Regions from separate parts of the Homo sapiens genome. Here all the other regions are linked to region 3. A link is a contact called in ENCODE Hi-C or POLR2A ChIA-PET data. All regions are on one chromosome and are shown on one strand. Each heading gives the region's core, a stretch centred on a gene start or an enhancer-like site at or near the end of the contact. The rest is flanking DNA. Distances are from core to core; before and after follow the strand shown. Region 1 overlaps IGF1R (insulin like growth factor 1 receptor). Region 2 overlaps LOC105371019 (a long non-coding RNA gene). Region 3 holds the start of ASB7 (ankyrin repeat and SOCS box containing 7). Region 4 holds the start of MEF2A (myocyte enhancer factor 2A). Region 5 overlaps IGF1R (insulin like growth factor 1 receptor). Region 6 holds the start of SYNM (synemin).

Evidence for each region. A loop is a pair of places that touch in the nucleus more often than their neighbours do. ChIA-PET counts read pairs that join two places held with the same protein, here RNA polymerase II (POLR2A). Pooled maps may share reads with other maps.
Region 1: a loop to region 3 is called in a map with no recorded cell type, with 18 times the contacts of the local background. The contact joins the enhancer-like site here to the promoter of ASB7 in region 3. A Hi-C loop is called at or near these places in 1 of 37 single-sample maps with no recorded cell type and 2 of 50 pooled maps. POLR2A ChIA-PET finds 5 or more read pairs at or near these places in 1 of 52 experiments (activated CD4-positive, alpha-beta T cell).
Region 2: a map with no recorded cell type shows a loop between it and region 3 (7-fold over the local background). The contact joins the enhancer-like site here to the promoter of ASB7 in region 3. A Hi-C loop is called at or near these places in 1 of 168 maps with a recorded cell type or tissue (B cell), 4 of 37 single-sample maps with no recorded cell type and 3 of 50 pooled maps.
Region 4: a loop to region 3 is called in a map of CD4-positive, alpha-beta T cell, with 5 times the contacts of the local background. The contact joins the promoter of MEF2A here to the promoter of ASB7 in region 3. A Hi-C loop is called at or near these places in 3 of 168 maps with a recorded cell type or tissue (CD4-positive, alpha-beta T cell, CD4-positive, alpha-beta memory T cell and naive thymus-derived CD4-positive, alpha-beta T cell), 2 of 37 single-sample maps with no recorded cell type and 15 of 50 pooled maps. POLR2A ChIA-PET finds 5 or more read pairs at or near these places in 3 of 52 experiments (PC-9, activated CD4-positive, alpha-beta T cell and activated CD4-positive, alpha-beta memory T cell).
Region 5: a pooled map shows a loop between it and region 3 (10-fold over the local background). The contact joins the enhancer-like site here to the promoter of ASB7 in region 3. A Hi-C loop is called at or near these places in 2 of 168 maps with a recorded cell type or tissue (B cell and CD4-positive, alpha-beta memory T cell), 1 of 37 single-sample maps with no recorded cell type and 14 of 50 pooled maps. POLR2A ChIA-PET finds 5 or more read pairs at or near these places in 1 of 52 experiments (MCF 10A).
Region 6: a loop to region 3 is called in a pooled map, with 15 times the contacts of the local background. The contact joins the promoter of SYNM here to the promoter of ASB7 in region 3. A Hi-C loop is called at or near these places in 2 of 37 single-sample maps with no recorded cell type and 7 of 50 pooled maps. POLR2A ChIA-PET finds 5 or more read pairs at or near these places in 2 of 52 experiments (A549 and common myeloid progenitor, CD34-positive).

Annotation. Positions count from the first base shown.
Region 1 is chr15:98,949,900-98,953,946 of GRCh38, forward strand. The region is part of intron 20 of IGF1R (insulin like growth factor 1 receptor); the gene reads left to right. Among named protein-coding and RNA genes, the nearest start is that of PGPEP1L, 56 kb to the right of the region's middle. Within about 2 kb of position 2,657, at least 15 of the 41 ENCODE cell types and tissues checked have a DNase peak (open chromatin) inside an H3K27ac peak, as active enhancers do.
Region 2 is chr15:99,501,648-99,506,052 of GRCh38, forward strand. LOC105371019 (a long non-coding RNA gene) reads right to left here. Exons shown (of 3, transcript XR_001751710.2): 2 at 1,770-1,878. Among named protein-coding and RNA genes, the nearest start is that of MEF2A, 62 kb to the right of the region's middle. RefSeq lists enhancers at 340-499, 530-619, 670-739, 1,020-1,269, 2,920-3,049. Within about 2 kb of position 3,069, at least 5 of the 41 ENCODE cell types and tissues checked have a DNase peak (open chromatin) inside an H3K27ac peak, as active enhancers do; they include B cell, where a contact is called at or near this core.
Region 3 is chr15:100,601,059-100,604,927 of GRCh38, forward strand. ASB7 (ankyrin repeat and SOCS box containing 7) reads left to right here and starts at 1,531. Exons shown (of 6, transcript NM_198243.3): 1 at 1,531-1,988; 2 at 2,157-2,255. It overlaps LINS1 (lines homolog 1), which reads right to left and starts at 1,126. Exons shown (of 7, transcript NM_001040616.3): 1 at 1,063-1,126. RefSeq lists an enhancer at 1,044-1,383 and silencers at 1,554-1,813, 2,264-2,313.
Region 4 is chr15:99,564,571-99,568,862 of GRCh38, forward strand. It overlaps MEF2A (myocyte enhancer factor 2A), which reads left to right and starts at 1,414. Exons shown (of 12, transcript NM_001319206.4): 1 at 1,414-1,534. RefSeq lists silencers at 585-1,024, 1,865-1,914 and enhancers at 736-1,711, 1,712-2,685.
Region 5 is chr15:98,863,329-98,867,514 of GRCh38, forward strand. The region is part of intron 2 of IGF1R (insulin like growth factor 1 receptor); the gene reads left to right. Among named protein-coding and RNA genes, the nearest start is that of MIR4714, 81 kb to the left of the region's middle. Within about 2 kb of position 2,808, at least 34 of the 41 ENCODE cell types and tissues checked have a DNase peak (open chromatin) inside an H3K27ac peak, as active enhancers do; they include B cell, where a contact is called at or near this core.
Region 6 is chr15:99,101,993-99,106,329 of GRCh38, forward strand. It overlaps SYNM (synemin), which reads left to right and starts at 3,088. Exons shown (of 4, transcript NM_145728.3): 1 at 3,088-4,017. The coding sequence starts at 3,208. It overlaps SYNM-AS1 (SYNM antisense RNA 1), which reads right to left and starts at 3,885. Exons shown (of 3, transcript NR_187219.1): 1 at 3,696-3,885. RefSeq lists silencers at 2,838-3,747, 4,028-4,197.

The DNA.
Region 1 (4,047 bases), core at 1,407-3,906, 1.7 Mb before region 3:
GAATGAGTTTGAGGAGGGGGTGAAGGTGTTCCAGTTCAGTCATCAGGCGCACAACAGGTACAGGTTGGGAGCAGTGGCCTTGCTTTTGACATGCACTTTAAGGCAGGCTTCAGAGATTGATCTGGATCTCCATAGCTGAACAGGAAGGTGGGCTCCCACTAGTATCTCAAGACCAATTCAGGAGATTTCCAGAAATGCTTTTCAGGACAGGTTTGGCTTCATTTTGGAAAGGATCCTGAGGAATTGCTGGGCTGTTATGTCTGCATGAAGGCACCCAGCTCCTATCTCTCACCCATCCACCCCCCTGGAGCCAGCACAGACTCAGGCTGGGCCCACAGTGGCGGGATAATAGATAGATATGAACCAGACATGTGTCAGGTGGACAGGAGGGAATGAGGGCTCCAGCAGCCACAAAAGTTTTGCTCATTTGGTCTCCTACAGTGTCTGTGGGCCAGGAATCCAGATGCAGGTGTTCTTGCTCTCAGCTCAGAGTCACAGGAGGCAGAAATCAAGATGTCAGTGGGGCTGCAGTCTCACCTGAGGCTCAGGGACATCTTCAGGCTCCTTCAGGGTTCTGCACTTGCAGGACTGAGGTCCCCATATTCTTGGCACCTGTCAGCTGGGGACTGCTTTCAACTCTTGGAGGCCAAGGCCACTCACAGTCCTTGCCATATACAGCCTCCATAGGCCCTCTCATAACAGCAGCCTATTTCTTCAAGACTGATAAGAGGACAGCTCTCTACTGCTTCTACTGGTTTTTTACCTGATAAAGTCAGATCTACCCAGGATACTCTCTCCCTTTTAAGTGATTCACAGTCAATTGATGAGAAGCCTGATTAGAGGAGTGAAGTATCCTCTCATGTTCACAAGTCCCACCCGTACTCAAGTGAGGGGATTATATGGGATATTTACACCAGGGGCAACGATCTTGGGGGGCATCTTAGAATTCCATAGTCTCAGAAATCATTGTCCCTAATCAAACAATCAAGGTGCTATTTTTGTTTCAAAGCACTTTGAGTGTTGCTACAAATACTGAATCCCTAAGCTCCTTGTAAATGGCCGGCCAGCGGAGGGCATGGGGTGGGGAAGACTGGATACACACCCCTGTGCTCTGGGAGTACGTTGGCTGGGCGGCATGCTCATTAGCTGCTGCTTCCGAACATAGGTTCAGCTGAAGTGTATCCCAGGCAGTGGACACTTCGTGTGGAATTCAGAAAGGTGGCGCAGGAAGGATACCAGGGAAAGCCAGAGTGAAGGCATCACCCTTGCACAGCTAGCACATGTGGGGGCTCCCATTGTCCCATCAAGGCAGGGCCAGAACCAGAAAGTCGGCTGGTGCCCTGGGCCTGGGCCAGTGATGGGAGGCTCCTCTTCTCTGAGGGTGGCACCTACAGATGCAGTGGCACTGGGTTTCCTGGAGCCCTCATCAAGGAAACTTCCCAGCATGGCCTCTTCAGAACTCCACAATCCAAACTTGGAAGAGACTCGAAAGACCACTTAGTACCTTTTCTTGCCCAGTATAGAAATTCTTCTTCTCCCCTTCTGTGTTAGTTTTTTATCGCAGTATAACAAACTACCCAAAACCTACTAGTTAAGAGCAACAGTAAACATGTATTATCTCTCAGAGGTTTCTGAAGGCGAGGAACGCAGGAGCGGCATAGCTGGCTGGCTCTGGCTTGGAGCCCTTCTCGCGGTTGCAGCCCAGCTGTCCGCCGGGGCTGCAGTCATCTGAAGGCTTGCCTGGGGGAGGCAGACCCACTTCCAAGGTGTTGCTGCATAGGTAGTATGCCCTGCATGAATCGCCCTGTTCTACGTGGGCCTCTCCGTAGCACTGCCCAAGTGTCTCAGGATGTGTAGCTGGCTTCTCTGAGTGCAGAGTTCGGCACACTCTTTCTCTAAAAGGCCGGCTAAAAAAATGTTTTTGGCTCTGTGGGCCCATACGACCTTGACTGTGACTACTGGACTCTGCCACTGTGGAGCAAACACAGCTGTGGGCGTCACATAAGCTAGCGTGGCTGTGTTCCAATACAGCTTTATTTTTAATACTGGAATTTGAATTCCACATCATCCCTGTGTTGTCACAAAATATTCTTATTTTGAATTTCTTTTAGCCATTTACATGAAAACCATTCTTAGCTCATAGACCTTGGAAAACTAGGCAGCAGGCCAGATTTTACCCACAGGTACATAGTTTGCCTGCTGTGCCCTAGAGTAAAAGATCCAGGACCTGAGCAGAAGGCACGACGTCCTTTCTGACCAAACCTCAGAAGTCACACTGAGGCTCTCACCTTCTCCTTCAGGTTACACCATGTGAGAGTCAATCACGTGGGGATGTGAGCTCCAGGACACAGGGGAGAGGACCACTGGGGATCCGGGAGCCTGGCTACCCCCCAGTACCCCACCAACACACACACACACACACACACACACACTGCCCCTCACAGGTGACCATCTGCTCCACACTTTGAGCAGCGCAGCCACTGTTTTCTTGCCAGCCATTATGAGAAAAATCATGCTTTCAAGTCTGAATATAAGCCATGGAGTAAGAGGTCTGATGACCACTGAATCTGCATAAAGGTACAGTGCTAGAATCTAGGCTAATACTAGAACTGGTGGTATTTTAGCAAGCTTAGAAACAGCCCATGAAAGCAGGTGTGAGTTCTGCTTCTGTGGTTTAGGGTGGGTGAGGGAGAGCGGTATTGTTCTGTGCTTTCTCTTTGACTCGGGTAAACGTTTATCTACAAGAGACTTGTGGGATTCTTACTTGGTCCACCTCCAGGTGACTGGGCTTTTACTATTAATGTAAACTGCCTGGGACGCAGCCCCTGCCATGGGAAACGCAGGGCACTTCCTGTTCTCAGCATAGAGTGACAAGGAAATTTACTCAGAGCGGTTACTCTGACATTCAATGTTTAGTTCAGGAGGCATTTCTGCTTTGCCATCGAGAATTTTTCTCCCTTCTAAGAAAATGTTTTCTCCTGAGAAAATTTTTCTCCCTTCCAAGAAAAGAGTAGAATGAAAGGAGGCAACTTGGTTTCATAGGGAGTGTCATGTTGTCCTTCTGAGTTTACTGATGAGCTTACCTGAGAAAGGAGGGTTCTAGCATGGGAGTTCTGTTGCTACAAGACATGAAAGAATGGCCTCCGTTTATCCCGGAGAGGAGAGTCCCTGAGCCCTTGGGAGTTGCCTTGAAACCTCTGCCGGGTCCCAGGTGAGAAAGTGTGTGAGTTGTGTGGTTCTGAGATCTGAACAGGCACCATCTGGTGACACTAGGGGCTGAAGGAGCTCGGTGGCTGCAGGTGGACTGGAGCTCACCATCAGGAAGTAGCCAGATTCTCACCCCTCAGTGTCACCGAGTGTTCTGGCTTTAGAGGAAGGACTCCGTGGTCCCCAAGCCACAAGGTGTCGAGGTCTGAGTCTCAACGCCATGACTCAGTGTGAATTAACTTAGCAGGTATCACAACATCAGATTTGGGTTGTGGTTCCCTGCTGGGTCTGTACTTTAGATTGATGACAAAGCCCGTCCTCAGCCTTATTTCAGCCCAGATCTCGGTATTTATGCCACAGATACTGTTGAGCTCCTCTGGGTGCGTGCTGACCCTGAGGTCACACAGATGAGCCAGGAGTGGCCCTGGCTTTCAGGAAACGTAGTGACGTAAAAGGTCCCGGCTGCTGCGGGATAAGGGCCAGGGCAGAGGTGTGAACGCAGCCGTGGAAGACTTGGGCCAGGAAGCCATTTGTTCTGCTGCTAACACTTCCACAGCTCCACGTGTCCAGACTGTTGCCAGAGACGTCTTTGGTCTACAGGATTCAGGAGGGAATCTGAACTTTAGCCTGGAGCATTATCAACTCATAGATGAGTCTGAAACAAACTTAGTGAAATCTGATGTTTTTTGTAGTTTTCCAGTACAGTTTTTCCCATCGCTGGAATCCTGGTTTGGTTCTGCGGGAATCGAGTGCTTGAGTGGGACCCAGACAGACAGGAAGGGCGCTCCTGCTCAGTTAGCCCCAGTAAGCTCACTGAGGCACACAGGCCCCATGTCCACA
Region 2 (4,405 bases), core at 1,819-4,318, 1.1 Mb before region 3:
AGCTACCCCCTGTATCTGTGGCCTCTCCACTCTCCAGTTGCCAGACCTAAGCAGGTGCCCCGTGTTCTCTTTATCCCACTACCAAGGCTCTGCAGCCTGCTCTCAGGCACACCTGTCCTCTCTACATGGCATGGAAACGTTGGCTGCGCCACCCTGGGAAACTGGGGGCTCTGGGAAACCACGTGTGGCCCATCCGCTGGGGCCCCTCCATGCTTCTGGTGCCACGGCACACGTGGGCTTCTCAAGAGACTTGCTGCCCCTTTGTCCCTCCCCTTCACCTTCAATTTACTTGAAGAAACCAAAGCCTGGGCTTTGTAAAGAGTATTGTCACTGCCATGTGTTTAAAGAAATCCATTCGGAAATTCAGATGGCTTTCCCTCCCTTTCTTTGGGTAGAGGCTGCCGGCCAACAAGGAAAATAAGATACAGAAACCTTGAGAATGGGCTTCAAGTAGAGGGAAATGCCGTTTGCAACAAGTTCTTAGTAGCAAGCAACAGACACCTATTTTGGCTAATTTCAGTGAAAGGGAGTCTCGTGAAAGGCTATGGGGCAGCTCCGAATCATTTTAGAGGACACACAGGCACAGAGCTGATCTTTGAGGAACCATGAGTCAAATCACACCACAGAACAGGGCTGATGGGGAAACCCTGCCACCACCTCTGAGCACCCACACCTCGCCCACCCCAGGAGCTGTGCCTGGCTGCCACTGCTCCTGCGGCCACCACTGTCCCTTCCCTCCTGAGTCACCAGCTCTGAGTCTGGTGTTGGCACCTTCACCTGGCTGGGAAGCCCCACTCTTTGAGCCCCAGCTGCAAGGCAGGCTGGAAAAAGGAAGTATCTGACCATCACTTACCTTTCAGAGAGGTGGTTTTGCTCTTCACAAAGACTCAAAAAATAAAAAAAAAAAGAGTGAGAGACGCAATTCTCCACATAAATATCAAGATCATGCTTCAGGTGCTGGGAAACCAAAGCTCATAACAAGGGCCTCCTTTCACACAAGAAACACACTGGGGCTGGCCTGAGAAGGTTCTCTGAGAGCCTCCAAGGTGCTCCACCCAAGGACACAAACCAAGCAGCATGGAGAGGCTGAGGGACACAGAGATTCTGCCTCCAGGAAGAGGAGCAGAGGCCTGACAAAGACCAAGGAGCTGGGAGAGAACTCATGAGAGGGCCGAGAACCACAAGGAAAGCCCCTCCACTGTGGAGGAGCCTGGGGTGAGGCACCAAGGAGGGGAGCCCCTCCCCTGAGGACTGCGTTTATCCAGCTTGAAGATGGGACTGAGCTGAAGGAAAGCCCACCGTGGCTAGAAGTACTTGAGCCGTCAACAGTAAAGCTACTCACTGTGGGCGGCACCAGCCCTCCCTCCCATTGCTAGGAGTGCAACACTGGGATGAAACCAGATTCTGTGGAAAATCGGTCAGGGCCAGGAGGAGAGGGAAGAACTCAACGCTTGGATGTGGATGTCGGAGCCCCCCTCCCATCCATCTGCTTGGGGGGAGGAGGGGTGGGAAGGGCAAGGCCGAATCGGGGTAAAGGCCCCAGGTGGGCAAATAAGGCAGCTCCCCATTGGTCCACATGTTGACCTTTTGTTTGTGGCCTTTTGCCCACAAGGACAGTATTTCCACTTAAAGGTCACCTCCCCCAGGCAGCAATCATTACTGTTTTGCAGCCTGTTGGGAAAGTCAGATGTAAGCCATCAGATAACAAAGAAAAAACACGACAAGAAGAGAAACAAATATTTCAGGGCACTGCTCTTGTCATTCCTCACCCCTGAATGCACCGATCACCCTGGCCAGCAGAGATGGCTCCCGCCTCCTTGTTCAGCTCTTACGGTCACGGGGTTTGCCTTCCTCGCTGATGCCACCAGCATCCTTTGGCTGGAAACAAAACAGCCCCATCAATTCAGATTGTTCTTAGGAGCTTTCAGAGGAGATATTGGTTGCATTTAACACACAGTCGGGGCCAAAATAAAGGCTGGGTAGGTGCCCGGGTTATTCAGCGGGAAATGACATCCTGCTCAGGTACACAAATGTCATGCTCCCCAAGCCCTGACACAGGCAAACCGTCTCACAGCCTTCCTTCCCCAGGACTCCAGATTTTCCAACCGATGGTTCTCTTCTTGCCTTCAGACACAACCTGTCCCGTTTGGGAAGGCCAAGACAGGAGACCACAGTGGCAGGGAGCAAACAGGAAACATGAGAGTGGTATCACTGACCTAATCTTTTCCTTTGCAGAAACAATCTCAATTAAAATGCATCACTTCAGAAACCCTATGAAGGACCCGCTCTGTGAATTCTTTCGAAGGTCATCTTAATAATCCAAACCAGTTGCCCAACCAGGAAAGAATTATTCTCTAACATAATTGAAAACACCCACAGGCAGGTGCTTATTGCTTGTGAAAATGAAGACTCATGCATCATTGGAGCCTTAGTTCCAGAGAAGGTGGGATGTGCACGGATCTGTTCTTTTGACAAAGCAGCATGAGGAAAAAGACTCTGTGGCCATTGCCCCTAAAAATAAAGGTATCCTGCCAAGCTTCTCACTGGCATCCTCAGCTTCCCCTTTCTGAGGCTGAGATGAGGTTTCCTTGGCCTCCTCACCCCCACCACCATAGAGCAGAGAGGCCCAAAGTCTGTTCTCAAAATCACTCACATTCAAATGTGAGTAACTGACATCAGCCAAATTGGGAACCAGAGTCAAATCTGAAACTCAAAGGAAAAAGCTTCCAGATAAACTTCAGAGATCTTCACTGTGGGGAGATGGGGGGGACCAACTAGATGGAGTAGGGGATCTTTATGGCCACTGTTTCTCTGAAGGGACAGAAGGACCAGGCTCACTAGGTCTGGGTGGAAACCCTAGCTCTGAAAGTTCCTTCTTACATGGCTTTGAGATGATTACTCGGGGTGGTTCTGAGCTTACTTATTGCATCATAAAAAGGAGAGACCCATGCGGACTTCTCAGGGCGAGGATGAAGTGGGATGCTATTTGTGAAGGTGTTTGGCCCATCAAGGTGTCCATAGGACTAAAGACCCTACGCAGAAACACTCGTGGCCAGGACCGGGCTCCTCCAGGCTGTGGTCAGAGCGGGCCAGGTTCTAGTGGAAAACTCTGCCTCAGTCAAGGGCTGCTCAGGGGTTGGTGCTCTCAGTAGAAAGCCAGTCTCTGGTACGTGACTGGCACAACCTACAGGGGCTTCCAGAACCCGTCACAGCAGTGTGCCTGGCCTGCAGGGTACCTGAGCATTGCTCTCTTAACCTAGCATTTATTCATCAACCTCCTGGAGCTCCTCCTGGAGGCCTGGCTTCAGAATGAGTCATATTGCCCGACACCACACTCTTTTGTTTAGAATTGATACAGGACATGGGGTTCCTGTGAAATTAGCTTGAAATTAATTTAGCCACAATAGCTTATTGTTAGATTTAATTGTAAATGAAACAATTCACCAGGGACGTTTCACTTTGTAAACAAGCACCTCAGAGTCAGCAGGGAATTTGGGTATTTTTTTTCCTACTCTCTAGTCGCTGCATAGGTTTTTACAAAATTTGTGGCCAAGCATAAAAAGCATTTTGGACACGGCTTTGGAGGGACAGCCCACTGCCATTCGTCACCCTCTTAGGTGCCCTGGCACTGGGTAGGAGCAGTCTGCTTTCACGCAGCCTGCTGGGCACAGGAAGGTGCTCTTTGCTGCAGTCAATACATTGTCCAAAAATCACCCTGACTCCATTCCAGAATCCCCAGTGCTCCTGCAGAAGCATCAGTGCTGCTCATATTAAAGAGTCCAAAAAACAGGGTCTGGGCAGTCCAGGCTATGGTTTCCTTCAGAAGCCCTGAAGCCAGTGTTTCTTAGAACATGATGCCACACCACCGTTGGAACATACAGTTATTATCAACATATAGTTCTCATGTTAATGGTTACATGTTCATTTTAAGATGTATTAAAACAAAAATCATTCCTCAAAACTGTGATTTCATGGCAATACACATAAGTTTACATTAAAAGGCAGGTCAGCCAGGGACAGTGGCTCATGCCTGTAATCCCAGCACTTCGGGAGACTGAAGTAGGCAATTGCTTGAGCCCAGGAATTTGAGATCAGCCTGGTCAACACGGCAAAACCCTGTCTTTACAAAAAATACAAAAATTAGCTGTGCATGGTAGTGCATGCCTCCCAGCTACTTGGGAAGCTGAGGCAGGAGAATCATCTGAGTCTGGGAAGTGGAAACTGCAGTGAACTGTGATTGTGTCACTGCACGCCAGCCTGGGTGACAGAGGACACCCTGTCTCAAAAAGGAAAAAAAAAAAAAAAAAAAAGGTAGGTCAATATGAAGAAGAGTAATTTAAAATTAAAAAAAATTAAAAAGTAAATTATATGCAACTTAAAACCAGGAGATATCATCTTACACCAG
Region 3 (3,869 bases), core at 281-2,780:
CTAGCATCAGAGGCTTTGCATTTCTAATTCTCTCTGCTGGCAAAATTCTCTCCCTAGATCTTGGCATGGCTGGCTCTTTGTCATTCAGATCCCTGCTCAAATGTCACTTCCTCAGAGACCTTTCCTATCTGTCTTAGTCCGTTTCCTGTTGCTTATAAAATAATTCCTAAAACTCGGTAATTTATAAAGAAAAGTAATTTATTGTCTAGTTTTGGAGGCTGGGAAGTCTAAGACTGACGGACCACGAGACAGCACCGCAAAGTATCACGTGGCCAGGGGGCTGAGCAGGCTCACGAGTTGTCAAGTCTCTCCTTAAAAAGCCACCAGTTCTACCTCCGTGATAACCCATTAATCCATGAATAGATCAATCCACTCGTGAAGACAGAACCCTCACGGTCCAACCACCTCTTAAAGACTCTACCTCTCAGTACTGCCACATTGGGGATTAAATTTCAACATGAGTTTTGAAGGGGACAGATATTCACACCATAGCACTACCTATCTAATACAGCCCATCACGTCCTGGTCAAAATCGATTCCACCATTCTGCTTGATTTTCCTCATATAACCCATCCCTATCTGATAATTTTGTGTTTGTTTCCCCGAAATCACTATCTTGTTCACTGTTGTCTCCCCAGGGACTAGAACAGTGGCCAGTAAACACTTGCTAATGAATAAAGTGCTTAACAAACGTGTCTTGATCAGTCTATCTCGCGTTTTCCCCACGACCCCTCTCCATTCATTCACAGGAACCCGCCAACGTTGCTATCCTTTCAGGAAGGTCCTTGGATCGTCATCGCTATCCCAAAGAGAGTCCGTTCTCCCACTTCAGGCGAGGCATTGCCAGCCTGGAAGCTAACGGGGTCTCAAGGACCGACAGCCGCGCCAAGACCGGGCACTTGCGTCTGACAAGCGCTGAACAGGGGCGGAGAAACAAGGCACCCCTCTACTCGCTTCCTGGAGCCTGCCGCCCTCCCAACCTTAAGCCCTGAACCAGGCTCTCATTTGGCCGCACTCGTGCCTCCCCTGCTGCCAGCACGGCGGCCGGTCCCGGTTACCTGCCTGGGATCTGGCTCAGGCGAACTCTCTTCACACCGCCATTTGAGGGAACACAAATGCCCGCTCTGGGCCACCGTAGTTCACAGAAAGTACAAGCTGGCACCTCCTCCCGCATGCGCAGAGACCGCCTTCGGCGAATAGTGTCTCTTAGCAACGGCTTTGAGTCCCTCCGCCAGGGGCGGAGCCTCGGAAGCCACCACGGGGAAGCTGTAAGGGGAAGTGAGTGAGACCAATCGGAGACGAATCTCTGCCCCGTTCGGCACGCCTCCCTTAACTGTCGCGAATGCAAAGGCAACTTTACGGCAGGCAGAGGGTGGGGGCTGCCGGGGGTAAGGAGGAGAGAAGGAAGCAACCAACCAACCAAGTCGTCCCTACTCCCTCCACCCCCACCCATCCCGGACCTGGTTTACGGCTCCAGGCTCAGGCTCCACTGCGGGCGCTGATTGGTTGTTGAAGGCTTGGTCCCATCCCAGTGACCCCAAAGTGCTGAAGGGAGGGGGCGGGGGTGGCCCAGTGCAAAGTGCATCCCGAAAGCCCCCTGTCCGGAGACCCCACGGCTGGCACTTCGGGCCCCGTATGACCTGGGACCTCGCCGTCCCGAGACCTCCTGGGTCCCTCCGTAGCTGGAAGCCTCCGGCCCGGAGCGCGGCAGCCCCCTGCTCCGAGCCCTGGACCGGGACTGCCCCCCCACCCGAGCCAGGACTTCCTCCCTGCCTCCCTGCACCTCTGCCCCAAGGCTGCCCGGCGGCCGGGATCGCCACCTCCTGCCTTCTCGGCTGTTCGGATGTTCGCCGGGCTGGGGCCGTGAGGCACCGAGGAGGATCAGGAACACCAGGGTCCGGCCCTGCCTGGGGTATTTCTTCAATGGAGAAGTTGGTGAGTGTAGAGGAGGCTGAAAGGAGGAAGAGAAGCAGCAGCTGAGGAGACAGGTAAAGTCCTTTACTTCCCCCGAGGGGAAGAGTGCTGGCTGGGAGGGTAGGAGGGAGGAAAATCTCTGCTTTTTCTTGCCTGCCCTTGCCACTCTCCAGCCCCTTTCCTGAGCTCCCCCCTCCCCACCTCTGAGACACTACACCACTCACTGGTTTCTGTTTTTCTAGGTTTGAGCTGGCTGAAGAAGACGCGAAAGCAGGAAGAGGTCTGCCCACCTATCAGAGAAGCAGAAGGCACAGTGCCTCTGACCAGCATCGTCTGTAAAGGTAATGAGCCAGCCCTCCCCTCCCCCGTTGTTTATTCCTGGCCCCTACCTCATTAAGCAGTGGTTTATTTTCAGGGTGGTTGCCTGGGAATGCAACCTTTCCTACCCCCCCCACCCCCACCCCCAGTTTCCCAGGAAAAACAAAAACATTACCCGTGCCTGATACTTAACATTTTATAACTTCTCTACCCAGGACAGTATTTTCCCACTTTCTTTCTGTACAGTGTGTTTCTGTGTTTTTCATTATCTTTTGGTACACTGTGCCATTTACTCTGCTCTGAGGCTTTGAGACCTTTTTGTAGCTACCCTCCCTTCCTTACTCTCATAGGAATTCCTCAATTCCTTGTTAATTGCTTGTTAATTCTGAATGACTTTCCTTTTTAATTAAACCACAATTTACTGTTTTCCCCCTTACTCTTTCCTATCACCTTTCTTCTACCTGCATCAGAAAAATCTTTTGAGTTATCTAACTGACAACGATTTGGTAGAGAAAGGTAAATTATTGGCCTGAGATTTATGAGTTTCAGAAAATAGTTTGATTTTATTTCCTACTAGAAAGCCAACCTGTGTACCTTAAGAGTGTGAATGGTATGAAGACAACATTATTACCCTGAAGCACTTAGGCATAATTAACTCTTTGGGCTTTCTGTGTGTTTGTGTGTGACAAATGTGGATGGGCTTTGAAACTTATAAAGATACAATGTTTCTTACACCTCAGATTTTCTAGGAGAACTTTTAAAAATTTGCACAATATCTTATTAATCGTTTGACTCAGGAATTTAAAAACAAAGGAACCTTTTGGTGTGTTTACATATCTGGGTCTTAATTTTAGCACTCTATAAAAAAGATTTCTCATTTTAAAACTTTTACGTAGAGTTTGCTGGATTGAAATTTAAGCATCTAATTCATGTGATCACATTTCTGCTGCCATATTTTGTTGCTGCTTCTGAAAATGCTCTGAAAGTAAACTTAGGACATTAGTGTAATTCCTAAAGGGGGGATATAAGCATGGAAATTATACAAGGTTTAATTCCAAAATTAGCCAAATGGATGACTTTTTTAACATCCAGTAGCAAAAGTATAAAGTGACTTGTTAATCTGAGTTATTTTAATATCCCAAATTGTTTAGGGAATTTTTGTTACAAGGAAGTGCTTAAAATAGCAGAAGTTAATATTTTTGATTTCCTATGTTCCACTGGACTTTCTGCCCTCCACAAAAAGAAATTAGTATCTTTACTGATTCTGTTAATTCTTAAGACATAGCTAAAGAGATAAAGACATAGCTTTTAAGGGGATCTGAGGTATGCATATTCTTGAGACATGGAACTGCATGCCAAAAGAAGAGATTCTAGGGAATAGGATTTAGAATCAGTATCTACCAATGACTGTTCCCTGTTGAAAACTTAGGGCAGCTTTTGTATGTATATGTAGGGAATCAGGAGTACTAGACTACATCATTTCAGTAAAAGCTACCCGGAAATCTTTAAAGGCTAATTTTTATTATGTAAGTATGGAAGTTGTCAGGGAGATGGCCTAATGATTACTTCAGAACTTTTAAAAAATGCTAAAATATTTGAAGTATGTTCTAAAGATCAAAATGAAGTACTGTGTTTTG
Region 4 (4,292 bases), core at 164-2,663, 1.0 Mb before region 3:
CAAATGCAAACAACCATTTGGCTTCGTGTCCATTACACAGGCACCTCTGGGGGCACATGCAGGCACTGTGGCCCCGAAAAACTCTTCAGAGGTGAGCGGCTTTCAGGATGAGAGGGCCAACAATGGCTCATCTCCTAAAGACCTCGATAAACATAATCAGTAGCCCCAGAAAACACAACAGCTGTCCCAAGCCTATCCCCTTTGCACCTATCTCAGAAAAGGCAACATGCAGAGTGGTCAGGAGTTCAAGTCCTCAGGGCCCTACTCTGAAGCTGTGACCCTGACAGGTCACTTTAGCGCTCAGCTTCCCTTTCCTCATCTGTAAAATGGGAATAGAAACTGAATCTGCTTCATGGGGCCTTGTAAGTATTACATAAGCTGTCATATGCAAAATGTCCATCACATAGTTCACCGCCCCAGGCATCCTAGAAACTATTAAGTCACGATAAGGAGGTTGCTACTGTCCTGGGACCTGGGGAGCTCGGCTGTCCAGTCCGAAAGGGCCTTCTCGCCCTCGAGACCCCTTCAAGTCCCTTTCTCTCCGGGCCCGGGTCCCAGAGTCCCCTTGTGCTTGCTCCTGAGGGTGACCTGCCCGTGCCCCGGGGCGAGCACAGGTGCGGCCCTGGCCACAATGCGGGCGTGGCGAGCCGACACCCGGGGAGGCCAAGGGCGCCTCGAGGGAGGGAGGGAGGAGGCTGACCCGGGCGTCCCGAAGGACCCGCCCGGCCCCGGACTCCGGGCGGCAGCCGGCCTCGCGCCCCGCCCCCGCCCCGGGAGCCCCGCCCAGTCCCGTCGCGCCGCGCCGCCCCACCGCCCGGGTTGGCTGCCCTGGAGGCCACGCGCGGCGATTTGCCACGCGCCGCGTCACCGGGCCGCTCCCGGCCTGGGCTCCCGGGGGCTGGTCAGGGAGGTGGCGGCGGCTGAGCGGCGGAGCGGGGGCGGCAGGGCGCGACGCCGCCGGGCCGCCCCGCCCTGGGAGGCGCCCGGGCCCTCATCAAGTGACCAGTATCCCTTCCAGGGGAACACGGTCCTTCAGAGGAAAGCGAGCTCCAACCCGCGGCCCCGGCGCCAAGCCGCCGTCATCTTCTTCCTGTGCCAGGTGATCGTCTCCTCACCCACCCGGAAAAACATAGTCCGCCCCCACGTCCTTGTGGAATAGCGCCCGCTTCCAAGCACCGTGACTCTCTTTGCCCTACCCTTGTCTTTCCCATTCCAATTACTCTAGAACCCACCGAGAGGATAATTCAGTCCTGAAAAGAAACTGATGGGGAGAAGCGAGGAAGGGAACCCAGGAGGGAGGGGAGGCAGGGCTGCGGAGGGACACCGAGGCGGCGGAGGTAGTGCGCACGCGCAGCACAGAACGAGTTCCGGTCTGGCCGAGGCTTGTCTCCTAAAAATAGCCCCGGTGTGGGGATCCGTGCGCGGATGTCCCGGCGAGTCCCGGGCTGAAAGAGGCGGCTCCGGGCGGCGCGAAGCGCTGGTGGCGGGCCCGGGCTGCGGCGTGTGCGCGCCCGCCAGCTGCTCCGGAGATACGGTGAGGGCCGCGGGCAGCGGGGCTCAGTCCGCGACGCCGGTAGTGCTGGAGGGGGGCGGCGTCTCGCTTAGGGGACCGAGTAGGGGTTGGGGTGGAGGTGCTGGGGCGGGGGACGGCGCGGCCGAGAGGGTCGCCCGGGGGGCTCCGGGGACCCCTGGACGAGGCCGTGTCCGGCTTGGAGGGGGCCAGGGTCGCGTTCGCGCATTGGCGGGGCGGGTAGGGTGCTGGGAGGCGGGTAGGGTGCTGGGAGGCGGCGAGGGGTGGTCGGGTCGGGGTCGGCGCTGAGGAGCTAGGCGCCCGGGGAGGTGGGGGCGGGGTGCCCTGAGGGCGGGCCGGTGGGGCTGGATGGGGCTCGGCTGGGCGGGCCGAGGGGAGCTCAGTCGCGCGGGCTGGTGGCGAGCAGCCTCCCCGGGCGCGCACCCCTTGGGGCCGGGGGGCGGTGGTGGACGTCGCCTCCTTGAAAGTTGAAGGAGTTCTCGGGAGACCCCGGAGAAGGTGCGCTCTGAGGGCCCTTTCCTTCCCCTTTTCCCTCCAAGCCCGGGGGTCTCCCCGAAGGGATTAGCCCCAAGTGCGGGGGGCCTTCTGCCCTGTTGGACTTGAAGAAGTTCCCCCACTTCTGCTTTGGGAGAAGATTGGTCTAACGGGGTGGAACGCTTAGGTACGAATTCTGTGAGTGTGTAGATGTCAGTGGCGGGGTCGGTGTTTGGGGCGGACACCTGCGGTTGCGGACGCCCGATCGTGCGGGGAGACGTCGCGGGGACAGAGGGGCTGCACAGGGAACCGCTGGCTGAACCCCTGCCATCCGGCTAGATCCCAGCTCGCAGAAAATATTTTTTGTGTTAGAAACTTTGCTTTTTGGCTCGATTTCATGCCTTTGAGCTGTGAGGGTTAAAGTAAGTGAGATAGTGCAAACAAGTTTGGAAAAGGTGAGCAATCCTGAATAAGAAAACAGTTTTTCTTTAAAAGTGTAACTATAGAATTGTTGCTCACATCCGAAATAGATTCCGGAGCTGTGAAGCGAGCCTCCTGTTATGGTCCAGCAGGGAACCGTGTGTAGCTTGAATATAACATAGTGTTAACCTGCGTTTTAGTTTACAGTGAGATTGGGATTCCAATAAATGCCCTATTAGAAAGGCCTGCTGTGATGTGTTAACAATAGCATATGTATTTTTAAACAAACATTGTCTTAACATTTTTTCGGGTTTTTAGCACAGTATGTTTCCCATGTGTCTTGTATCATCTATTACTATATGAAGAGGAGGTTCTCTAAAGCTGTAATTAGGTGTACATTACCCAAGAGTACTTTCCCTTTAAGAATCCAGCTGTGTTGTTTTGGCAACTGCTAAGTACTCTAGTTGTCAGTTTTAGAATCTGTGTTACCTTGGCAGTTCTTGAACAGTCTGTGGAAAAGGTAAACAAAATAGTTCTTTTTTAAACATACAAAAATGACATTTCTTTTAATATGAATTTAGGAAGTGAGGATAAAAATGACTGCATTGTGCCTTTATGGCTTTTGTATGTACTGTGTGTGTGTGTGTGTGTGTGTGTGTGTGTGTGTGTATTTTTGGAGAGCTCAGTCTCCATTTCTTTTTCTGTAAATTACAACTTTTGTTTTAGGGAATCAAGAGTTTTCACTAAAGCAGATGCTGATTTAGATTAGTTTATATTAAATGTCATAAACACACACCTGTATATCATAAAACATTAAGATCAGTATTTGTTATATATGGTGACACATTGACAATAGAATCACCTTTATTTTAATTCTCAGTGAGCATTGTTGCAAAAAGTTGTGATAATGGTGTTACAATAATCAAAAGTACTCTGAAGAGCTAAAACTGGTGATTTGAATGTTTGTAGACTCTAGATTAACAGTTTTGTTGAAGAGTGTGGTTCCAGTAGCTACTTAGTGAAAACAGTGACTGTGAAGTAATGGTGACCTCTCTAAACGCAATTATTTGCTTACCTATTTCCTTTAATTCACACTATGGTTATATATAAAATTGTGGTTTGATTTCATATTAGAACAAAAGTGTTAAAATTACACTTTACTTGCCTTCAAAAGTTTTTTAAAAAATTAAATTCTGGGGGGTGTTCAGTGGAAGGAAAATAGCTTATTGACACCCAGAAATAATTGTAATGTCACCATGTTGAATTATGGTTTGAGAATAATTTCCTTCTGTATTCTTAGAGTTTGTTTTCATATGGGTATGTGTGACAAGGATTTTTTTTTGTAAATGCAGTTGGAAATAATCTCTTAAAAAGGTTGAGTTGTTTCAAATGGTGATGTTATGTTTTTCAAAGCAATTTCGTTACAATTTGCCTTTTCCATCATGCATTGTGGGTTAATATTAATTTTATTAATATTCCAGCAATAGCAGTGTCATCCATTAATTGGCTACCAAAAAGAGGAATATTGAATTATATTCTGAGGGTGGTTAAGAAATTATGGAAATGTTTATTAGAATATGATTTTGGAGTTTGAAATAGTCTAGCTAAATCTTTTCAGTAGATTTGTGTTCTGATTTAGGAGGAAGAAGCCATGAACAAATTTGTTACTGAAAAATAGCATGCTTGTCAGTTTGGAAAACCATCTTTTTTCCTCCCTTTGCTGCTTTTAGTCTGGCAAGAAGAATGTAGTGTAATATACGATGATGATGGGCCTGGATTTGGGGGCATTTCTAATTTCACATATTCTGTGTTGTCATCAGACCATACCCCGGTTACTCATGGTACATATGAATGTTTCAAAGTCTAG
Region 5 (4,186 bases), core at 1,558-4,057, 1.7 Mb before region 3:
TGTGGCTTCCTCCATTATCATTACTATTTTTCTCTTTGTAATTAGGAAGAATCTTTTGGAGGTAGATACTTGAGACTATCTAAACAAGCATTCTGTTCCTCATTATTCTTTCACCCACTAATTTTAACATCCATTACTGTGATGTTTGCCAAATGGTGATTTTCTATTTCTGTTTTCTACACTTAGTAATTGGATTCTACTCTCAGGATTTTATGTATTTTTTAACAGTGAGGGACATAAACTTTTTAACTAGCAGTGGCAAGTCCACTTTTATTTGGGAGGACAATTACTAGTCACATGAAGAAGAAAAAATATGCAGAAGCTTAAGAAATCCCACATATGAATGTTATTTGAAATGTTCTTGCCCTTTCTCCCTACAAAGGAGGTGAAGAAGATGACAGGAGATGTTAATTGCCAAAATAGTCTCATAGTTTTGGTCCTGGCTGCAAATCTCTCGTTTTTGATACTCAAGAGAATGCTATTGGGGAACTGACTCTGAAGCACAGCCCAGATGCTTGAGATGGGTTGGGAAGGTTTACATCAACACCATGAATTTAATTTATCATGTGACATTTTATTTCTGAGTTTTTAAAGCTGTAATTAAAAGAAGTGTTCAAAGTGTTGCTTTCCTCTTTTAGAATAAACGTGGCTGGGTGTGGTGCCTCATGCCTGTTATCCCAGCACTTTGGGAGGCCATAGGCAAGAGGATTGCTTGAGCCAGGAGTTTGGGACCAGCTTGGGCAACATAGGGAAACCACATCACTACAAAAAAAAAAATTAGCCTGTCATGGTAGCATGCACCTGTGGTCCCACTTACTTGGGAGGCTGAGGTGGGAGGATCACCTGAGTTCAGGAGGTCAAAGCTGCAGTGAGGTGTGATCATGCCCCTGCTCTCCAGCCTGGACAACAGAGCAAGACACTGTCTCAAATAAATAGGCAAACATTACCAACATGGCAAACAAGTTGGAGGAGGCCCCCTATTTAATTAAATTTCAGCAGTCCCAAATCTAATTGGTATGAAGAAATCATTATTCAGAATTTTCCATCACTGAAATACTAAAATCACTTGTTGTTTGAGACATCTTGGCCTGTCACCCAGGCTGGAGTGCAGTGTTGCTCTCATAGCTCACTGGAGCAGGAGCCTCAACCTCCCAGGTTTAAGTTAATGCTCCCACCTCAGCCTCCTGAGTAACTGCCACTACAGGCGTGTGCCACCATGCCCAGCTAATTTTTTAATTTTTCGTAGAGATGGGGTCTGTGTTGCCCAGGTCCCTCTTGAACTCCTGGCCTCAAGCTATCTTCTCCAGTCGGCCTCCCAAAGGGCTGTGATTACAGGCGGGAGCCACAGCGCTCAGCCTAAAAATAACTCTTTAGCCAAAAGAAAGTTTTAAAAAATTGTCTGTTGTATTCTTTGATTTTACTCTATGTGGTCTTTTCTATTATTTTTAAAATAAAAAAGATTTATACTCCTCAAGTGTAACATTTTATCAAATCTCATGCTTCTGTTTGATGAAACCGAATGGCTAAATTTTTTAAATATCATGCAATCCATCCCAGTTTGTAATTTTATTATGGCCCTCACACAAGAGCGTGCAAGCTATACTAAGCTTCCTGTGGCCCTCGTTTTTCCTCACTGATATTTGTAACTCATTCCAAATTAAATTTTAGGAGTCTGAAATGTAGCTGTTATATTTGGGAGATGTGAAGAAAAGAATCGTAGGCATCTCAGTAGGCTAGGTATCAGATCACACATGCTTGCTGGACCAAAGAGGACTCCTTACAGTAGGATACATGATTCTGAGTTAGTTTGTGTACTAAGTATATACTATATAGCTTTTGAAGGGGAGACGGGCACAGAATTCACAATATCATGCACTAAGGGTTATTTTGTGTTTGCAGTTTCCAGATGAATGTTTTAAAGTTGGCTGCAGAATACAGCGAGATAGGTAAAATCTATTTGAGTATTACTTACAGACCCCAAAGGATATCCCAAAGGATATGTTGGACTAATTCCTAAAATATCCTGTAAGTCATTGCAGGTACAGGCGTGGATCTGGGTTTGGAAACGCCGCCTGGATCGCTGGCTGGGCTCCTGCAGCCGCCAAGGAGGGGCTGGCTGGAGGTGGGGCTCGGCGTGCATAGCGGCCACGTGACTGCGCCCCGGCCACGCCCACCGTCCCTCACGTGGTCCCAGGCCACGCTGGGCTTCGGCATGTGCTAAAGTGGATAGAAAAGGGAGTGGGGCCCGGGCGTGGCTTTGTGGTTTGGGAAGATATGAACTCCTTGGGGTTTTTTTCTCTTTTAATTCTTTAATTTTGATATTTGGAAATGCGTAAAAGGTTTTTCATTTGTCCTTGACCACGTGGTCCAAACCTCAATTTCCCTAGCAGAACGCGGTTTCGATCACTGGTGGATCCGTCTCACAGCACCAGTCATGCTGCCTCGCTGGGAAGTGGAGGGCTCAGGATTCCCGTGGTTCACGATCCATTTTATGTTGGAAGGAAATCATTTTGAACTATCTCAGTACACACCCTAGTGTATCTTTAAACCTAATTGAGTGTTGATGGAAAATCTGCGGTCCGAGAACCGTAAGAAAAGGGGGCTCCCACCTCCCGCTCTGGGGTCGCCACTTGCCTCGCAGGCAGGAGGAGGCTCCCAGAGTAGATACAACTTGCCCGTCACCCGGATGGGTTGGTAGTGCACATATGCACGGGGCGCAGTTTAAAATGAAAGTAAAAGATGCAAATGTGTTTGCAAAAGAAAAATTAACATAGGATACGTGCGGGCGTTCTCAGTTGAACTCGGTCTTACTGTTCCACGCGAGCACCCCATGACTCAGAGCCCAAATCTCAGCGGAACAGCCCAGGACGCTCCTGCCGTCCACAGGAAGACGCCTCTGTCTCTGTCCCCCGCCGCCACCACACAGATGCACGTACTCTCTTCACTTCCGTGTACCCAGTAAATGCAGATCCTGATTTAAATCTGCAGCACGCTGCTTTCTTCCCATTGCATGTGGGAAGCTTCAGGTTCTCTTCGGTTTATTTTCTCATCACCTTTATTAAAATGCAGTAAAGCAAGGAGTATATTAATGCGGGCCTCTGCAAATAGAGGGAATTTATTGAAAAGCAGAATGGCTTGAAAGATTGAACTTCATCTTAAAAATCAGAAACAGACTCTTGTTATTAATAGCTTTAGAAACGAAAATCTAACTTCTGATAAATTATTTCAGAGGAGTGGTTCAAACGTGTAGTAGATAGCTCTGCCTGGTCATCAATTATAGTGACGTCCTTGCATCAGCTCCAGAAACTCAGAATATTCATGAGCTTTCCAGTCTGACTCAGACCTTCAGGAGCCATGAAATTTTCCTGTTGGGATGAGAGGAAGCGCTGGCGGTCGTTTCGGCAGCTTAATGAAACCAGAAATAGATAAGCACGAGTGAGGGGTGATGTCCGCTTGTTTGCTCCCATCATGTTGTTTTTAATGTGTGAAAGTGAAAGTTTTAAAAGTCATACTAAATGTGTGATCCTTTTTAGAATTCACTGGGTACGGGTACGTGGAGGAAGTGTTTTTGTTTTTGTGAATTTGTTTAAACAAATGACTGAGGCTTTGTTTTCCACTCTGTCTGGCCAAGCACCATTGCTACACTTTTTTAAATTCATGACATCCTGAGCAGTGAAGCTGTTCTTCAGCCCGCCTCTCCATTTGTGACTGGAAGACAAGGAGGCAGACACCAATGGCGCCTCTCACAATGGAGGTTTATTTTTTTTTAATCTAACGGAGGGATTGTAGATGGTGTAAAACTTCCTTGTGCCAGGAGAGAAAGGGGGAGAGAGAGAGAGAGAGAGAGAGAGAGAGAAATAACCCATTCTAAACAACTTTAGGAATAGATGATCCGTAGGCATCAACTTTGCGCAGCAACAAAAGCCACTTTCTGAACCTCGTTCTGTGAAGTTTTAAAACAAATTGGGTTTGTTTAATTAAAATATTTCTTAAAGGCAAAAAGCACTGAGCTAATTTTTAAGAATTTTAAGTTATATATTAATATGAGTAGTGATTTATAATTTTCTGTTGAAATACATAAATTCGAGAAGCCCCACCCCTACCACTTGCCAGTCTTGAGTCCCCACGGCTCCTTTGCCTAGGTCTAAAGTCACTGCTTGCACACTCCTGCCTTGCATATGCCTTG
Region 6 (4,337 bases), core at 1,838-4,337, 1.5 Mb before region 3:
GTAGGGTAGTACACATTAAATGGCATTTCTATGGTGCAGGCACACTGCTCATTCATAACTTCAAGAGCAGATCATAGGAAAATGCAGTGAAATACTGAGGAAGTGATACGTTTTGAATATGTGTTTGCTCTTTTTGTATAATTAGTTGTAAGCTTCTATAATTAATTTTTAATAATGGCTGTGTTTAACAAGTGGTTCATAAAATTCTAAAAATTTAACAGTTGGCACTCACAAACCTGTGGGAGCCAACCGCAGTGCACCACTGCCAGGCTCCTGTGACTTCTGGCTTCCACAGCGGGAAGTATTGGCAAGAGAAGGGAGGCTTGGATGAAGGAAGAACTGGGTTTTCCTCCTCTTGCTCCCTCCTGGGATCCATTCTGCTCCTCTTTTCCAGCGCTCTGGGCTTCTCCAGGCTCAGCCAACACCCTAAGGCGCTAACGGCTTCTTAGCTTCTTGCTCTTGCTGGTCCCTGGTGCTTCCTCATCCCATCCATCCCCATCCCATCAATCATTCCCTTCCCTCTGAGTTTGCCTCTGCTTCCTGGCCAGACCCTGCCTGCTCAAGTCTGCTCTTGTGGTCACAACTCTAATACTTCTAGTCACTTCACCCCTCCGAGCTTCAGTGTTGTGAGGATTCAGTATGAAGCAGCAGGATATTATCCTGAAAGAGTAGCTGGGGGTACTTCCCCCCTCCCACCTCCCGGCCCTGCTAGTTCCTGATCCCCTATAACTCTTTCCCTACCGGGGCAGCTGCATGCTGGAGCAGTCAATTCCTCAGGGACAGGATTTACAGCAGAAATGGGGGAAAGGGTTTTGAGTTTCAAAGTCCAAGACCCTGAAGGGCACTGGGCAAAGAAAGACTAATGAGTCACTGCAAAGTGTCCTGCTGGGACTCACTGGTCCCTGAGAAGGCTCTCCCACCCTGCAGGGCTGCCCCCTGCCCAGCCAGGGGATGTGGGACAGCAGAACCCGTTAGCGTGGGGAGTCAAAGAGCTGAGAACAAACAGCTGCAGCGGAGTCCAGGCAACTGTGAGAGCCGCCCCCCCGCACCCCAATGTCCCAGAGGGGCCCAGGACCGGCAGGGTCTCCACATAGGTTTGGGCGATGACACCACAGCAGCTCTGGTGTTTGACAAGCAAAGGCCAGGTGTCAGTGTGCACCTGGGGGAATGGGAGGATGGACAATGATGGGGTGATGGGGGTCCAAATCCCCCTGTCCCACACCAAGGTGAATGAACCCAAGCACTGAATAAACCCACTTTCCACCCCCACTTAGTTTTAGCAGAAAAGGACAGGGAATTATTCATTGAAAGATATTAATTTCTACCACCTACAGAATGGGATCTCCAACATAGGGTCTCTAGAAAAAGGAAGGGCCACTTTCTGCCTTGCTTGTGATTGGAGGCTCATGGCTGTGACAAGGAGAGCACTAGAAGCTTTGTCAGAGGCCCTGGACCAGCTTGCTGAGTAGTCCACCTTTCCATGCCATCTGTAAAATACACTAACTGCTGGCCCTGCCATGAGGAGCCCTCTGGCCAGTGGATGACCGTCCAGGTCTCGCCCTGGGCACTTGTGTTGCCACAAGTTCAAGGGCACCCCAACCAAGGGTCAGCTGGTTTGTCCCTGTGAGCCTTAATGACACTTATACTGAGAACTGTCATTCATAAATAACTGCCATGAAAACTAATGAAATGCAAGTGTACAAAAAAGAGCTGTGGTTTCCATGGCAATTAAACTGAATACTTTCTTAGGGAAATGCTGGAAAGAAACAGCTGTCACATTAGGGGTGTGTGTGTGAGATTTGTAAAAGTTCGGGGAGATGTTAGATGTCTAGAAAGTTCTGTACTTGGAGCACTTTATGGTCTCTAAGTTTTCACTCCAAATGAAAGAAATTCGTTTTGGAAAATGTAATGTACTATGAGGGTAGCTTGTATAAGAAGGGCAACTGGGACTCCTGTCAACTGACATCAAGAGAAGTATTTTGCACATTAAAATACTGGTAAATGGATATATATTTATGTTTTAAGTTAAAAAGATTATTTAGGCTGGGCACGGTAGCTCACGCCAGTAATCCCAGGACTTTGGGAGGCCGAGGTGGGCGGATCACCTGAGGTCGTGAGTTCGAGACCAGCCTGACCAACATGGAGAAACCCCGTCTCTACCAAAAATACAAAAAAAAAAAAAAAAAAAAAAAAAAAAAATTAGCCAGGCGTGGTGGCGCTGGCCTGTAATCCCGGTTACTCGGGAGGCTGAGGCAGGAGAATCGCTTGAACCCGGGAGGCGGAGGCTGTGGTGAGCCGAGATCGTGCCATTGCACTCCAGCCTGGGCAACAAGAGCGACACTCTGTCTCAAAAAAAAAAAAAAAAAAATTAATGCACATGTATGTGTAATGTATATATATGAGATGAGGCCTCTCTCTGTTGCCCAGGCTGGAGCGCAGTGCCACAATCAGGTTCACTGCAGCCCTGAACTCCTGGGTTCGAGTAATCCTCCCGCCTCAGCCTCCCAAGCAGCGCGTGTGACACCACCACGCCAGGCTCCATATATATATATATATATATATATTTTTTTTTTTTTTTTTTTTTTGGTAGAGACAGGGTCTCTCTATGTTGCTCAGGCTGGTCTCGAACTCCTGGGCTCAAGCGAGCCTCCCACCTCGGCTTCCCAAAATGCTGGGATTATAGGCCTGAGCCACCGCGCCCGGCCCATATCGTTTTTTTAAAAATAGAAAAGCCACCAATCTCCAGGGCCTCGGGTAAGAAGTCGCTCCAAAATCGCCAGCACCACAGCAACTCAATAGGCTTCTATTTCCATCCACCAAGGCCAGGACACTCGTATGCTCCCGGACGCCCTCTCCGGCGTCCCTTCGCTGAGCCCGGCCTGGCTAGCCCGCCACCCCGCCCGCTGTTACCCGACTGCCCGCACCGACCACCTGCGGCCGCCAAGGTGCGGCAGGGGGCGCTGTGCGGCCGCAGAGGCCGCGCCGGGCCGCGCTCTGATTGGCTGGAGGCCGCGGCCCTCGCCCAGGCCGCCCGCCCAGTCTGCCCGCCCCGTCCGCTAAGTGCCTGGGCTCTCCCGCTCGCGTCCCAGTCTGCGGGCCTCCGGGGCAGCGGCGAGGCCGGAGCGTCGCGGCGGAGAGGACGAGACCGGGACAAGACCAGGGCAGGAGGGAGCCGGCCAGCCGCGAGAACCCCGCACGCCCGGCAAGATGCTGTCCTGGCGGCTGCAGACGGGCCCCGAGAAGGCCGAGCTCCAGGAGCTCAACGCCCGGCTCTATGACTACGTGTGTCGGGTGCGGGAGCTGGAGCGCGAAAACCTACTCCTGGAGGAGGAGCTGCGCGGCCGGCGCGGGCGAGAGGGCCTGTGGGCCGAGGGGCAGGCCCGCTGCGCCGAGGAGGCGCGCAGCTTGCGGCAGCAGCTGGACGAGCTGAGCTGGGCCACTGCGCTGGCGGAGGGCGAGCGGGACGCTCTGCGGCGCGAGCTGCGGGAGCTGCAGCGCCTGGATGCGGAGGAGCGCGCCGCCCGCGGCCGCCTGGACGCCGAGCTGGGTGCGCAGCAGCGCGAGCTGCAGGAGGCGCTGGGCGCGCGCGCCGCCCTCGAGGCGCTGCTGGGCCGGCTGCAGGCCGAGCGCCGAGGCCTCGACGCGGCCCACGAACGCGACGTGAGGGAGCTGCGCGCGCGCGCCGCCAGCCTTACCATGCATTTCCGCGCCCGCGCCACCGGCCCCGCCGCGCCGCCGCCACGCCTGCGGGAGGTGCACGACAGCTACGCACTGCTGGTGGCCGAGTCGTGGCGGGAGACGGTGCAGCTGTACGAGGACGAGGTGCGCGAGCTGGAGGAGGCGCTGCGGCGCGGCCAGGAGAGCAGACTCCAGGCGGAGGAAGAGACGCGGCTGTGCGCGCAGGAGGCAGAGGCGCTGCGGCGCGAGGCGCTCGGGTTGGAGCAGCTGCGCGCGCGGCTGGAGGACGCGCTGCTGCGGATGCGCGAGGAGTACGGGATACAGGCCGAGGAGCGGCAGGTCCGTGCGCGGGGATGGCGCGCTGACCCCATACCCGCTGCCGTCGCCCCAGCACCCTGCCCTTGACGGCGTGGGGCAGCGGCCCCTTCACCAGGGGCGCGGCGTCGCGGACCGGTAGGGCCCGCCCAGAGGGTGCCCGAATGGCATGGGGACCCGGACTCGGTCCGCTGGTCCATCGACTCAGCGGGCGAGCGCGGGGCGGCAGGTCCTAGCGGATAGCCCCGTCCTCGTCATGGGGTTAGGTGGCAGCTGCTTTAACTCTTGACAAGCGTGACTGGGCGCATCCTGATAGGCCACCCTGTTAGCTCTAGGTTTTCCTT